3 separate regions of the Homo sapiens genome follow, and regions 1 and 2 are each linked to region 3. The links are chromatin contacts, found by Hi-C or POLR2A ChIA-PET in ENCODE. All regions are on one chromosome and are shown on one strand. Each heading gives the region's core, a stretch centred on a gene start or an enhancer-like site at or near the end of the contact. The rest is flanking DNA. Distances are from core to core; before and after follow the strand shown. Region 1 overlaps FBN1 (fibrillin 1). Region 2 has its middle 61 kb from the start of DUT-AS1. Region 3 has its middle 27 kb from the start of DUT-AS1.

Region 1 (3,070 bases), core at 1-2,500, 55 kb before region 3:
CCACCACGCCCGGCTAATTTTTTGTATTTTTAATAGAAACGGGGTTTCACCGTGTTAGCCAGGATGGTCTCGATCTCCGGACCTCGTGATCTGCCCGTCTTGACCTCCCAAAGTGCTGAGATTACAGGCGAGAGCCACTGTACCCGGCCGGGAAGGCCTATTTTTATTTTACCCAGTGATTTAAAAGTTTAGTGTTAAGTTTTCAAAGTTTGGATCTTTTTTCCTGCTGAATTAATCTGGACTCGGGTGTCCACCTAGTTTTAGCTATCCTGAGAGGAAGTGCACATTTTAACTTTTTAATTAGGAACACATAGACATTAAATATATATATACATTATGTACTCCTCCACATGCGTGTACACACACACCCCCACACACATCCACACTTATACCAAATTATTAATGTAGCAGTCTTTGATTTCTTGACATACAAACATCAAGTGATTCATTTTGGATCTGGGTAGGTAGAAGAATGTTTCGTGGGAAGCACACAGAATGCCAGCAATCAGACACAAATTCCCAGATGTTTGTGTCTGGCTCTCAGTAGACTCATTCTTTATAGTTTAATGCCAGAACCATTTCTTCCCAGCAAAAATTGTGACACTCTAAACTGGCTTTTGGCCAGTGGGATTTTGTAGTCACACTTCTTATAAGTGGTGCTCCCGGGATATGAAAATACTGGAAAGGAGTTCTGAGAAAGGAACCAAAGCCTGCAAATTTGCAGTTTACCTCCTAATAATTTAATCATTGTGTGAATGTATACGCATGCGCACACACCCACAGGATGAGCATTTATCACTTCATCCATTGTATTGTTTCTACATATTTCATGTTGCAAGATAAAGAGGAAAGGAAATGTATTGGACTCTGGCAAGATTGGGGGAAACAGTAGGAACCTATAAACTGCTTTGAAATACAACAGATATTCTGTTCATTGGCAACATATTTTGAATCCTAAGGGTATATAGGAAAATTAGTTCTAAAGAGCAGATCAGCTATTACAGAAAAACAGATAAATAATTTTTGGTCTATATTATGACCCATTGTTAGAAATCTACCCATTTAAAACAGTTTTGGCCTCTCCGAATCACTAGAATGGACTCTGCCCCCAAATAAAGATTCTTTTAAGGACCATTCAAATGTTTCAACACATTTGGAAAGAGGAGCTTGATAAATACACATTCCAAGTGGCCTCTGAAATAGTAAGCAGAATAACAAAACAAGGTACTTGTGAAACATTCGAGCCTCCCTCCGTAACTTGGCTTTGATAACTGAAAGGCAAAGAAAAACAGCTGAACGAGTTCTCTCTTGGGCATGGGTTTGTTTATCCATCTTCACATGAGTCGGAGCCAGTGGCCCTAGTGGTTTTGAATGACTTGAAACAGTTTCCCACAGTTGGGCAAACTCTGATACATGCATTTTATATACGGCATATCTTCATAGTTTATTATTAAATTAACCTTCATTATCAACCGGAGCTTTCTTCTTATCCTCAGTAGCATAAGCAAAAGTGAAACGTCAAGGAATAGGAGCAATTGCTCCAAAGCTTGAGTGAGGAAAAGTAATGATGGAAGTGGGAGAATGCAAGAAACTCAACAGTGATGTCTCACACCTTGCTCACTCCCATGGAGCCTGTTTCATAAAAAGAAGCCATTTTTATTTAGCCTCCCAAGTTACATGGCCTCCCTCATCTACTATTCTCTTGTTTCCACTCTGTGTCTCCTCCCCAGTATAAGTACTGCAAAATGCTTTCCATGTTAGGTTTGGGAATGAAGAGATAAATAAATATCCAAGACAGGGTCTTGATAGGCAGTAGAAGGAAATCAATACATTCAGGGAACTGGGAATTAGAGGCCAAACAGAGGACCTCAATGTAGTTCTCAGAACTAGCTGATCCTCCAGTGGACAAGCAAGGGCTGTATCTCACAACTGCAAGGAACAGGCTTCACCAGAACTCTTGTACCACCTACCTTGTCTTCCCATTCTAATGAAAAACATCTATGCTCCCCTTCTGCTGCAGGCACTGTGTTTCTGGAATGGGCATGGGCCGAGGAAACCCAGAGCCACCTGTCAGTGGTGAAATGGATGACAATTCACTCTCCCCAGAGGCTTGTTACGAGTGTAAGATCAATGGCTACCCCAAACGGGGCAGGAAACGGAGAAGCACAAACGAAACTGATGCCTCCAATATCGAGGTGGGTCAGAAGTTAGTTTCTCCTGATGTCTCCTGTGGTGGAAAGCCCTTCCAGATTCCTGTGGTTTCCTCCAAGGATGCTCCAAAGTGTGAAAAAGCTCCCCAGGGAGAAACTCCAGACATTCCCTGAGCTCTAGGCTGTATTTTACAAGAGGCTGTGGGGCTTTCTGGAGTTTCTTGCTGCTTTTCGGGAGTGGCCATTTGAAGGTTTTCACATACTTGCTCATTTCCTCTGTCTCGCCAAAAAAAAGTCAAATACCCACCCAAAGTCTGCTGAAAGGATAAGGTCTGAGATCCAGGACAGCAAGTGGGCAGAATAGCGAAGTGACATAGTGCTCCCTACATAGGAATGCCAAGTTCTGAAAGCTAGAGGCTCCTCTACTGAAAAGAGCCATGTGGAGTGTGAGGGAACTTGGATTGTAGACAAAAATAACGTGGAGCTGAAGCAGCCTGGTTTCCTTTGCCTACGGCTGCTGCAGCCTTTCAGTCAACTCAGAAGTGCACAGATATTCACCCAGACCTCTGGCTCTGGGCCCATAGAATCCAGCACATGTGGTCCCAGAGAGGCAAGTAAGAAGCCAGGTGAAAAGCATTGAATATTAGCAGATCATCACAGTCAGGAAGTAGGCTCATAGGTGTGTCCTTAGGAGAAGATGGTTTTACGTCAATGAATCAAATTGAAATAGTCTGGTTCTTCGTATTGGTGCTGCAACCCATCTGCTGTCATTTAAGAAATGAGATAAGTCTTTGGAAAGAACATAATCTATTAAAACAGTGGTTCTCAAACTTTAGCATGCATCTGAATCACCTACTAGGTCTTGTTAAAATTGATTGTTGGGAGACATCCCAGGGTTTCTGATTCAGTAGTTCTGGGGT
Region 2 (4,475 bases), core at 1,351-3,850, 33 kb before region 3:
TGGTGTGTGTGTTCTCAACTCAGGGACCCTTGGCTGGCAAACAACAAGTGCCAGGCACAGCTCTGGCACTTTATATGCAGTCCTCTGCATTCACACACACAGTTGTTTTCCAGACTCAGCTACCCACCATACTTCCTACTGTGCTATGGATCTCATCCCCTAAATGGCAAAGAAGGTCTACCTCTCCATACACAACACCAAGCCTATTTCCTGTCTCAGTAGGCCTGGTGTGCTTTTCAGGGAATTGTCCCACCTTATTATTCGTGGGTGATCTTTTTGAATTCTCACACCTCTTTGCATAATTAGCTCCATCTCACAAAAGAGGAAACAGGTAGAATGATGTGAAGGGACTTGCTCAAGGTCACACAGCTAAGACCTGGTTGAAGTGAGACTTAAACCCACACCCTGAACACGCTCTTCACAGCACGGTTTCATCCTGCCAAAGCATTCTTGGCTGGGACATCCACCTGAGTTGAAGTCAAGGGAAGAGGTTCTTGAGGCAGGTTAAGGTGTTTCTCTGTGGAGCCACTGGACCTGGGCTCAATGGGAAGAACCAGATGGAGACAGCCAAGCTGAAAGGCCTTATCTGAACTCCACTAGAGGAGATGAACATCGAGTCGTTTGTGAGTAGCCAGAACAAGTCATGCCACATGCGGGGTGTGGTAGTTTCGTACACATGTTGGCCTTGGACTGTGGCCTGGCCTGGCACTCTTACTAGGCCAAGGGCCTGGGTTAAGGAGACCCAGGAGGGTAAATGTGAGAGAATCTACAGGCACGTGTGCCAGTTTTGTGCCTCCCTCCACTCCTAGGCTGTTTTTTTTGGCCTCAAACTCAGCGCTCGCCTTTTTGGCCATAATCGCCTCTATACTAGGTCTGATGCTTTTTGGACAAAAACTCATGGGAAGAAGGGCTTTTTCTGGTCTCACTTGACAGTCATTTGGATACATGAACTTGCCTTTTCCGGTACCACCCCGATCACCCCTTTGTCTCCTAATAAAGGCCCATCATGGTGAAACACTATCTGGTCCAAACAAGAAGCTGGCATGGAAAATACTTAAACAGAAGTGAGATTTGAGTCCCAGTTAAGAGCCAAGCAATGAATGGAGAAATCAGAGAGCTGAGGTTATGGGCACAGAGAACAGAAAGAGCAGGTGGCTCTGAGAGAGAGACCCATAATGTGGGGTGAGAGGTGGAGGAATGTTAACAGGAAGTAAGCTGCGAACCACCAAGCCAAAGCAAACACAGGCTCCAAAACGGCCCATATGGCCTATCCATAAGGAAGGCGGCCAAGACAGAGCACAGCAGGAGGAGGGGAGGGGAGAACGCCCGGCTCCTTGCTCAACTGTCAACAACTGGGGGAGATGGTGCCAGTGATCCATTCTGGGCTCTACTTGAATAACTCAGATGGGGTGTCTTTGCCCCTTAGATCAGAGTAAGATGGGCTTGAATTCTATCATCACCCCCTACCCCAACCCCACCAGCCTGTGGAAATGTAAAACTCTCCCCCTGGTTTCTATGAATTCCTGAGGGCGTTTGTAATTGCCATCTCCTCTGGTAAGCTTCTACTTTCCAGTGTGTGGTGTCTGTCGTGCACCATAACCTAGGCATGAAACACAGCACCCCACCAGCGCCGCTTCTGTTTCCATGCACCTCTGCCCTCTCCACTTCCAAATTAGACCCTAAAGGATTTGGGTTTGAGAAGTGTTGGAAGAGAGGATTGGTCATCATGATATAAAGCAGTTTATATGACAATGCTTTTTCTCATATATCTGCTTGCCTTTGGGCTTTTTCGAGGAGTAAACACTTTACTACTACATGAACCTAAATATATATATATATATATATATATCTTTTTCATGACAGAAGGCTTTTATGACATGATGGGTTTTTATATAAGTATCAGATAATAACCACAATTATAGCTAACATTTATTAAGAATGTACCAGGTACCAGACACAATTAAGAAGTTTATATGAGTAATTCATTTTATTCTTACATTATCACCATTTTACAGACTAGAAAGAAGCCCTACTAGAAATTGAGTGGTACCCTCTTCAAGGGTTCACAGCTAATAAATAGCAGGACAGGGATTTGAGCCCAGGCACTCTGACGCCAAACCTGCATTCACCACTAATGCCTGTCTAGATCCACAGGAGACCCGAACATCCCCGGAGAGGGCGAAGAGCAGCTACAGGAGTACCAGGACCGTTTGTGTGGGAAGCAGAAGTTGACGGAAGAGAGAAAGGAGATGAGAAGGCCTGATTGATTATTAGGTCAACAGAATCTGGGCACTGAGAGGGAATGATCTATTTCGTGAACAGACTGCTTTGCTCTTGGAGTCATAGTCTCTGGAAGTGGATCAGAGAAAAACCCAGAAAATAAATGCAGCTTTAGTGAACAGAGAAGTAACCTTAGCCTGAACCCAGAGAAACAGGGTATGGGAATTAAGATGAGAACTCGGGCTTCCTGGAAGGCTGGGCAGGAGGCTCTGTCTCTGTTCTATGCTGCAGAGACAAGAAGGTTCTTGGCTCCTTGCCACTGGCAATGAGAATAATGGGACAGAAAGTGGGGAAAGCCTGTTAAGCCTGAAACAACAAGAGGAGGAAAGAATGTTACCAGAGTCTTGTAAGAGCTAGAACCTAAGAGAAAACGCGGTGCGGCCACTGCCAGAACTGTGGGAAGGCCAAGAGGAAATCAGAGAATGCTCCAAACTCTTTTTCCCACCCCCTAAACTCACACTGTTACCTCCCATTGCCCAAACCTAACTAAAAGCTGAAGGCAAGGTACTCTAGTAATATGGTACATAAAGAAACACAGAGCAAGGCACAGAAAGGCAAAGAATGGATTAGGGCGGAAGGGTAGAAACCGAAAATAACCAGCACCTCCTATGACCCAGCAAGTCCACTTGAGCTTTGTACAGTAAAGAGGCTCAATGCACTGTGTACAATGTGCATGGACAAGAAGGTTGGCAGCAATACTATCTGTAAAAGGCCCAAGCTGGAGACTACTCAAATATCCACTCATAGTAGAATGGATAAATAAACTGTGTTACATTCATTCATACCTAGGGACACCAAAGCAATGAAATTAATTAACCACAGCTATACACAATGGCAAGGATGAATTCCACAAACAAGGTTGAGTTAAAACACAAGGAAAGTATAATTCTATATATATTAAGTTTGAAATTGAGCTAAACTAACTTACATTACTTATGAATACATATAGGTGATAAAACTGTATATATATATACATAATATATGTATATTAAAATGTTATGTGTGTGTGTGTGTGTATGTGTATGTGTATATATATATATATATATATATATATATATATATATATATATATATATATATAAAATGATTATCACAAAAATCAGGATAGTGTTTACCTTTAGGTGAGAAGACAGAATTATGATACAAGCTGTTCAAGGGGAAAGGGAGGAAAGGGCGGCCTGTGGATGGTGGCAGTGTTCTATGTCTTGATCTAGCTGTGGTTACACAGATGTTTGCTTTACATGTATTCATGAAAAATATGTTTTAGCTACATACTTGTAACATCCTTAATAATACAAATAAAAATGGAAAACATGTTGATATGGTTTTCAGATATTTGCTAGACATATGTATATATATAGTATATTTGAGATAATCGCTGCATTTGCAATTTTTCTCAATGCTAGAGCATAAGAATTTTCTGAAACCCATAACAACTCCTTTCTAAGTTAGTTTTAAGGCTAAATAATATTGCTGAATAATGTATATTATAAAGTAGTTAACTATTCCCTTATCAATGACTTCTAGGTTGTATCAATACTGTTTCATTTATGATACTTCTTGCCCTTTCTAATAAGTAGTTATTTTAAGGAATTCTAACCCATACTTTCATACTCCCGGCTTTCTTTGGGTGATAAGAGAAAAATGAAAAGAGTGTTAGTTAATAGTTCCAACTGACCCCCTAGTCTAAGCTATCTCTCCCTATGATTAGCCCTATCATCCTTTCTACTTGTCCTTCATGCCACTTATCATAATTGCAAAATGTGCAATTAGTTGGCAATTAGTTGTCCCTGCACTTACTTGGTCAATGTCTATCACCCCTATTGGGACCTCCAGGAAGGCAGAGAACACGTCTGCTTTGTTGATCTCTGTCCTCAGTGCCAACACAAAGCCTGCCTAGCACAAGGGTGCTCATTAAATATTTGTCAAAGGAATAAATTAATGCATGAATTAACAAATGAATTTGAATGTATCCAGTCTTTCTGCCCTGCCCAACTTTGAAAATGAGTTTATCTCCTCCAGGAAAAAGCCTCACAAAATAGAGACACCCCTGAATGTACAAGCAGAGGCCTAATTGAGAGGGACGAGGGTGTGGATGGAACCCCTTACTAGTTGTGATACAAAATAGAGGGTCTCCAAAATTCTTTCCATTCCCCAAATCTCAGGATGCAGTCACCTAGCCAGGGCCAGGACTC
Region 3 (4,101 bases), core at 709-3,208:
ATAGTAAGTTGCATAGAGAGGAATTTGTGGCAGGTTATAAAATCACACTGTAATCCTCTTAGAGATCCAAAAAGCTGGGACATTAAACTCGGTCAGCCACCAGTGCTTACTTCAAAGGAAACAGAGTCATGAGATACAAGTGTAAGTTCTATCAGCTTTCAGCTCCATCACAGCTAATGGCATGATAATATTGTACCAGTTTAGAACTTTTAGGTGTAATCACTTTTTGTTATTATTTCAAATCACAACTGCACAACTTAAATGTGCTTTTAAAAAATTAGGTTCTATTAAAGAAAAAATGATTCCTTTATTTAAACAAGGCAATCTGTACCTACAAGGGGCTACACCTACAACTTCTAGAGGCCTATGAAAACCACCAGTGGAAACCACATGTGGAAAAAAATAGGTGCTGGGCTAGTTAAAATGCTAATACAATTTCAAGTATTACTGTATTTTTTTTCTAAAAAGGAAGACAACACAATAGTGTTTTGAAAACTATAGTATAGGAAAGTATATGTGTTATATGTGTGTGGTATAAATGAAATAAATCTTGATAATACAATTTAAGTCTCCTTGGATTTGGCTCTGAAAAAGAAATACTTAATGACAATGAATAATTAAAGGAAGTTTGAATGACAGGTCTAAGAAAAAATATTTTTTTTTGAGACAGGATCTCATTCTGTCACCCAAGTTGGAGTGCAATGGTGTGATCTCGGTGCACTGCAGCCTCGAACTCCTAGGCTCAATTGATCCTCCCACCTCAACCTCCTGAATGGCTGGGACTATAGGCTACAGGCATGCACCATCATGCCCAGCTAATTTTTGGTAGAGATGGGTTTTCACCATGTTGCTCAGGCTGAAAATCTTAAATTAAGCTTATAGTTCTGTGTTTCAGACATTTTGAGAAAAAATATTCCATACTAGAATGATGAATGTATCTTTTTAGTCCTCAGCTTTTTCTTTGTTACTGCCTATACATCACAGGCTCTTTATTAGAACTATATTTCTAGCCAATGATAAAAAACAAAAAACTACTAGTTGGTGGTACTTTTATCAAATTCCATTTGCTGCAGATATTTAGATTTTTGTTAGCCAAGACTTTCAGAACTACTGCTATGTGATTATAAGAATTTATTCATGACACCTTCAAATCAACACAATCTATTTTCTTCAGATTCTAATTAGTTATCAATATTTCAAAATTAATATTTAGCAGTTGTCAATCTTTAAATGCAAGAGATGTTTACCATGATTTTATTCTCATAATGTCCACATTATTGAAAAATAAACCAAAAGATAAGAGAAAAATGCTAGCAAATGGCTAGCTACCTTAAAAAAAGGAGGTGCATTTGATTGAGACTTTTGATTTTGATGGTTCTTATCTTATAGAATCCATTTCAGAACTAAATAGACCTAGGTATATAAGGATGAGGCAACAAAGATATTTCTTCCATTCTGTGACTTGGAATAGCCATACTCCACTCACATACAATGTGTTTTGGTTTGAAAATATGTTTTCAAAAATATGAATTACTAGACAGAACATGATAAAAGCTCTGTGTCTTCATATAGCTAGGCCAGTTTGAGAAATTATGTAAGTTTAGTAGCAGCAAAATGTTCACCAAGTATTCATTGGTTTAATATTTTTAGTAGCTTATTAAAAAAAGCTATTTCTATTTGTTTATTTGTGATGTTTGGGAAATAAACATGCTGATAATTCTTTCGTAAGATACTTTTTAAGATTGAGACCCCATGAGGTACCGAAAAAAGCATTCACTTCTCTCACACTTGAGGTCACAAATTTTTGCAAGTCAAAAATGTTGGCCATGCCAAAAACATCATGCTGCACACTACCAAATAAAAGAACACTGTTATTCTTACAAGGAAAGGTTTGACAAGACAGGAAATAGGCAGGGTCAGAGAGGTTTACTTAATACGGAGACTCATTTAACCATCATGAAGCCAAAATACAATGACAGTTAAAAAAAATAAACAAATAGCTGTTACACAAAACAAAACCCCAGGATACATGGTCTCTACTGGAACTGATTATTAGAGTTTTAGCAAATACAGGAAGTGGATAACCCCAGAGAACCCTCACAACATTTCTAGACGTCTTCTCCATTTACTTTTGTCACATGCGCTTTACTGAGATAATGAAGATTAAAACAGTTTTGATTTGTGGGTAGAAATTTGAACAAAGAAGGATTGATCTTAAAATGCTGCAAGTAACCTCATTAAAGGGCAATCATTTTAAAAGTCACATTCTCCTAAAAATGGGGAAGGAGGAGGAAGAAAAAAATGAAAGATAGGAAAAATCTAGCTGTTCATTACAATTTTCCATTTTTGTTTAAACACAGCAGGAGGGCAAAGCTGCTGGCTTCTCTGGTCCTTACAAATGCCAGGAGAGATTATACAAACCCTGCAACCACCCAAATCTTATTTAAAGTTAAAATCATTGTTCTCATCTAATGACTTTTGCCTGCTTTCACTCAAATATTGCAGCATTTTGTTTTCTGCCAGCTTGGACCCATTGAGAATTGTAGACTTATAATTGCAGATAAACTATGAAAAAACAAAAACAAAACAAAAAAACTACCTTTTACAAAAAAGCAAACATCAAGTGACATCTAGTGGTTGCTAGATACTATTTCCTAAGGCCTCTAGATAGCAGTATTTTCAACAACATATTGTCTTAATGTTGGTTATAATTTTTGTTTCCCACATACAGCCTCGGTCTTTTTTTAAGACAGAAACGCATCTGATAAAGATAGTAAAGTTGCCATTTTCTTTTCTCAAAGAAAAATTCTTTTTCTATTAGAATATAAATAAGGAAATAGCTATAACTCATGCTATCTGCATGCAAAAAAAGTTCGCAGTCTATCCCATATTAAACTTATTTGGGCAATTATCAACTGTCTAGATGCATCTTAAGAGAAGATGACATTTCAAATCCCAAATTCCTCTGTTTATCTATCATCTTTTGTTTTGTTTTGCTTTTTGAGACGGAGTTTTGCTCTTGTTGCCCAGGCTGGAGTGCAATAGCGCAATCTCAGCTTATTGCAACCTCCGCCTCCCTGGTTCAAGTGATTCTCCTGCCTCAGCTTCCCAAGTAGCTGGAATTACAGGCGCCCGCCACCATGCCTGGCTAATTTTTTTGTATTTTTAGCAGAGATGTGGTTTCACCATGTTAGCCAGGCTGGTCTTGAACTCTTGATCTCAGGTGATCCACCTGCCTCGGCCTCCCAAAGTGCTGGGATTATAGGCGTGAGCCACTGCGCCTGGCCTATCTATAATCTTAAAGGCATTATTAACTTGATAAAATTAAATTTAGTTCAATTGTTGTCCATATTTTTCTTTCCCCCACCTTGAGAACGCTACAGGGTAATTTTGCAAGAATCTAGGTCCACTTTTTACAATTTTTGCTAGTTACACCACAAGTTGTTAAAGAATAGTAACTTAAACAAGGCTACGTAGACATCAGCTGCAAACCTAATTGGGATTGGAATTGCTTAACAACGCTCCTTCAGTGATTTCATGTTTCTGAAAGGCGCCGTAGAAAATAAATGCCTTGCATTGATGTCTTGAAACTGCATTTGTGAAAGAGACAGAAAAGGAAATTATTGACTGAGAAATTGAAAGATGGTGTTTAAATTTAGTATTTTCTTTCCTTGCAAGGAAAGGAAACTTGGAAAATGCAACTGTAACCCAAAGGCCAGCTGTCTGGCTGTCCCCAAGTCTTCCAGTCTTCCAGAGTCACTCTTCATTTTAATAACAGCACACACACACACACACACACACACACACACACAGACACACACACTACTATATAAAACTCCCATCTGACTTCTATGGAAGAACTAGCATCCCTTCACCTCCAATCTTTTCAAGGATTCTCAGGAGCTCTGCTTATTCTTAATCTCGGCTGCGCATCAGGCTTCTCACTACTTTTTCTTCACCCATTTTGGCCCAGATGCAAACTCTTTTGCTTTTAGTCCCCCTCTAAAGTCCCACTGACACTAAAGGAGTGGATTTGACTGAAGTTTGGGTAATAAGAGGGGAGCTACCGTACAGATAGCTCGGAAAACAGATTAAAATGTA

Evidence for each region. Hi-C counts contacts between places; a loop is a spot of excess contacts on that map. ChIA-PET counts read pairs that join two places held with the same protein, here RNA polymerase II (POLR2A). Pooled maps may share reads with other maps.
Region 1: a map of ascending aorta shows a loop between it and region 3 (9-fold over the local background). The contact joins two enhancer-like sites. A Hi-C loop is called at or near these places in 10 of 168 maps with a recorded cell type or tissue (IMR-90, Right ventricle myocardium inferior, aorta and 5 more), 1 of 37 single-sample maps with no recorded cell type and 7 of 50 pooled maps. POLR2A ChIA-PET finds 5 or more read pairs at or near these places in 4 of 52 experiments (H1, IMR-90, OCI-LY7 and 1 more).
Region 2: a loop to region 3 is called in a map of endothelial cell of umbilical vein, with 5 times the contacts of the local background. The contact joins two enhancer-like sites. A Hi-C loop is called at or near these places in 3 of 168 maps with a recorded cell type or tissue (aorta, endothelial cell of hepatic sinusoid and endothelial cell of umbilical vein), 1 of 37 single-sample maps with no recorded cell type and 2 of 50 pooled maps. POLR2A ChIA-PET finds 5 or more read pairs at or near these places in 2 of 52 experiments (IMR-90 and WTC11).

Annotation. Positions count from the first base shown.
Region 1 is chr15:48,411,694-48,414,763 of GRCh38, reverse strand. It overlaps FBN1 (fibrillin 1), which reads left to right. Exons shown (of 66, transcript NM_000138.5): 65 at 2,021-2,195. Among named protein-coding and RNA genes, the nearest start is that of DUT-AS1, 81 kb to the right of the region's middle. Within about 2 kb of position 1,250, at least 4 of the 41 ENCODE cell types and tissues checked have a DNase peak (open chromatin) inside an H3K27ac peak, as active enhancers do.
Region 2 is chr15:48,390,601-48,395,075 of GRCh38, reverse strand. No RefSeq gene overlaps it. Among named protein-coding and RNA genes, the nearest start is that of DUT-AS1, 61 kb to the right of the region's middle. Within about 2 kb of position 2,600, at least 15 of the 41 ENCODE cell types and tissues checked have a DNase peak (open chromatin) inside an H3K27ac peak, as active enhancers do; they include endothelial cell of umbilical vein, where a contact is called at or near this core.
Region 3 is chr15:48,356,853-48,360,953 of GRCh38, reverse strand. No RefSeq gene overlaps it. Among named protein-coding and RNA genes, the nearest start is that of DUT-AS1, 27 kb to the right of the region's middle. Within about 2 kb of position 1,958, at least 3 of the 41 ENCODE cell types and tissues checked have a DNase peak (open chromatin) inside an H3K27ac peak, as active enhancers do; they include endothelial cell of umbilical vein, where a contact is called at or near this core.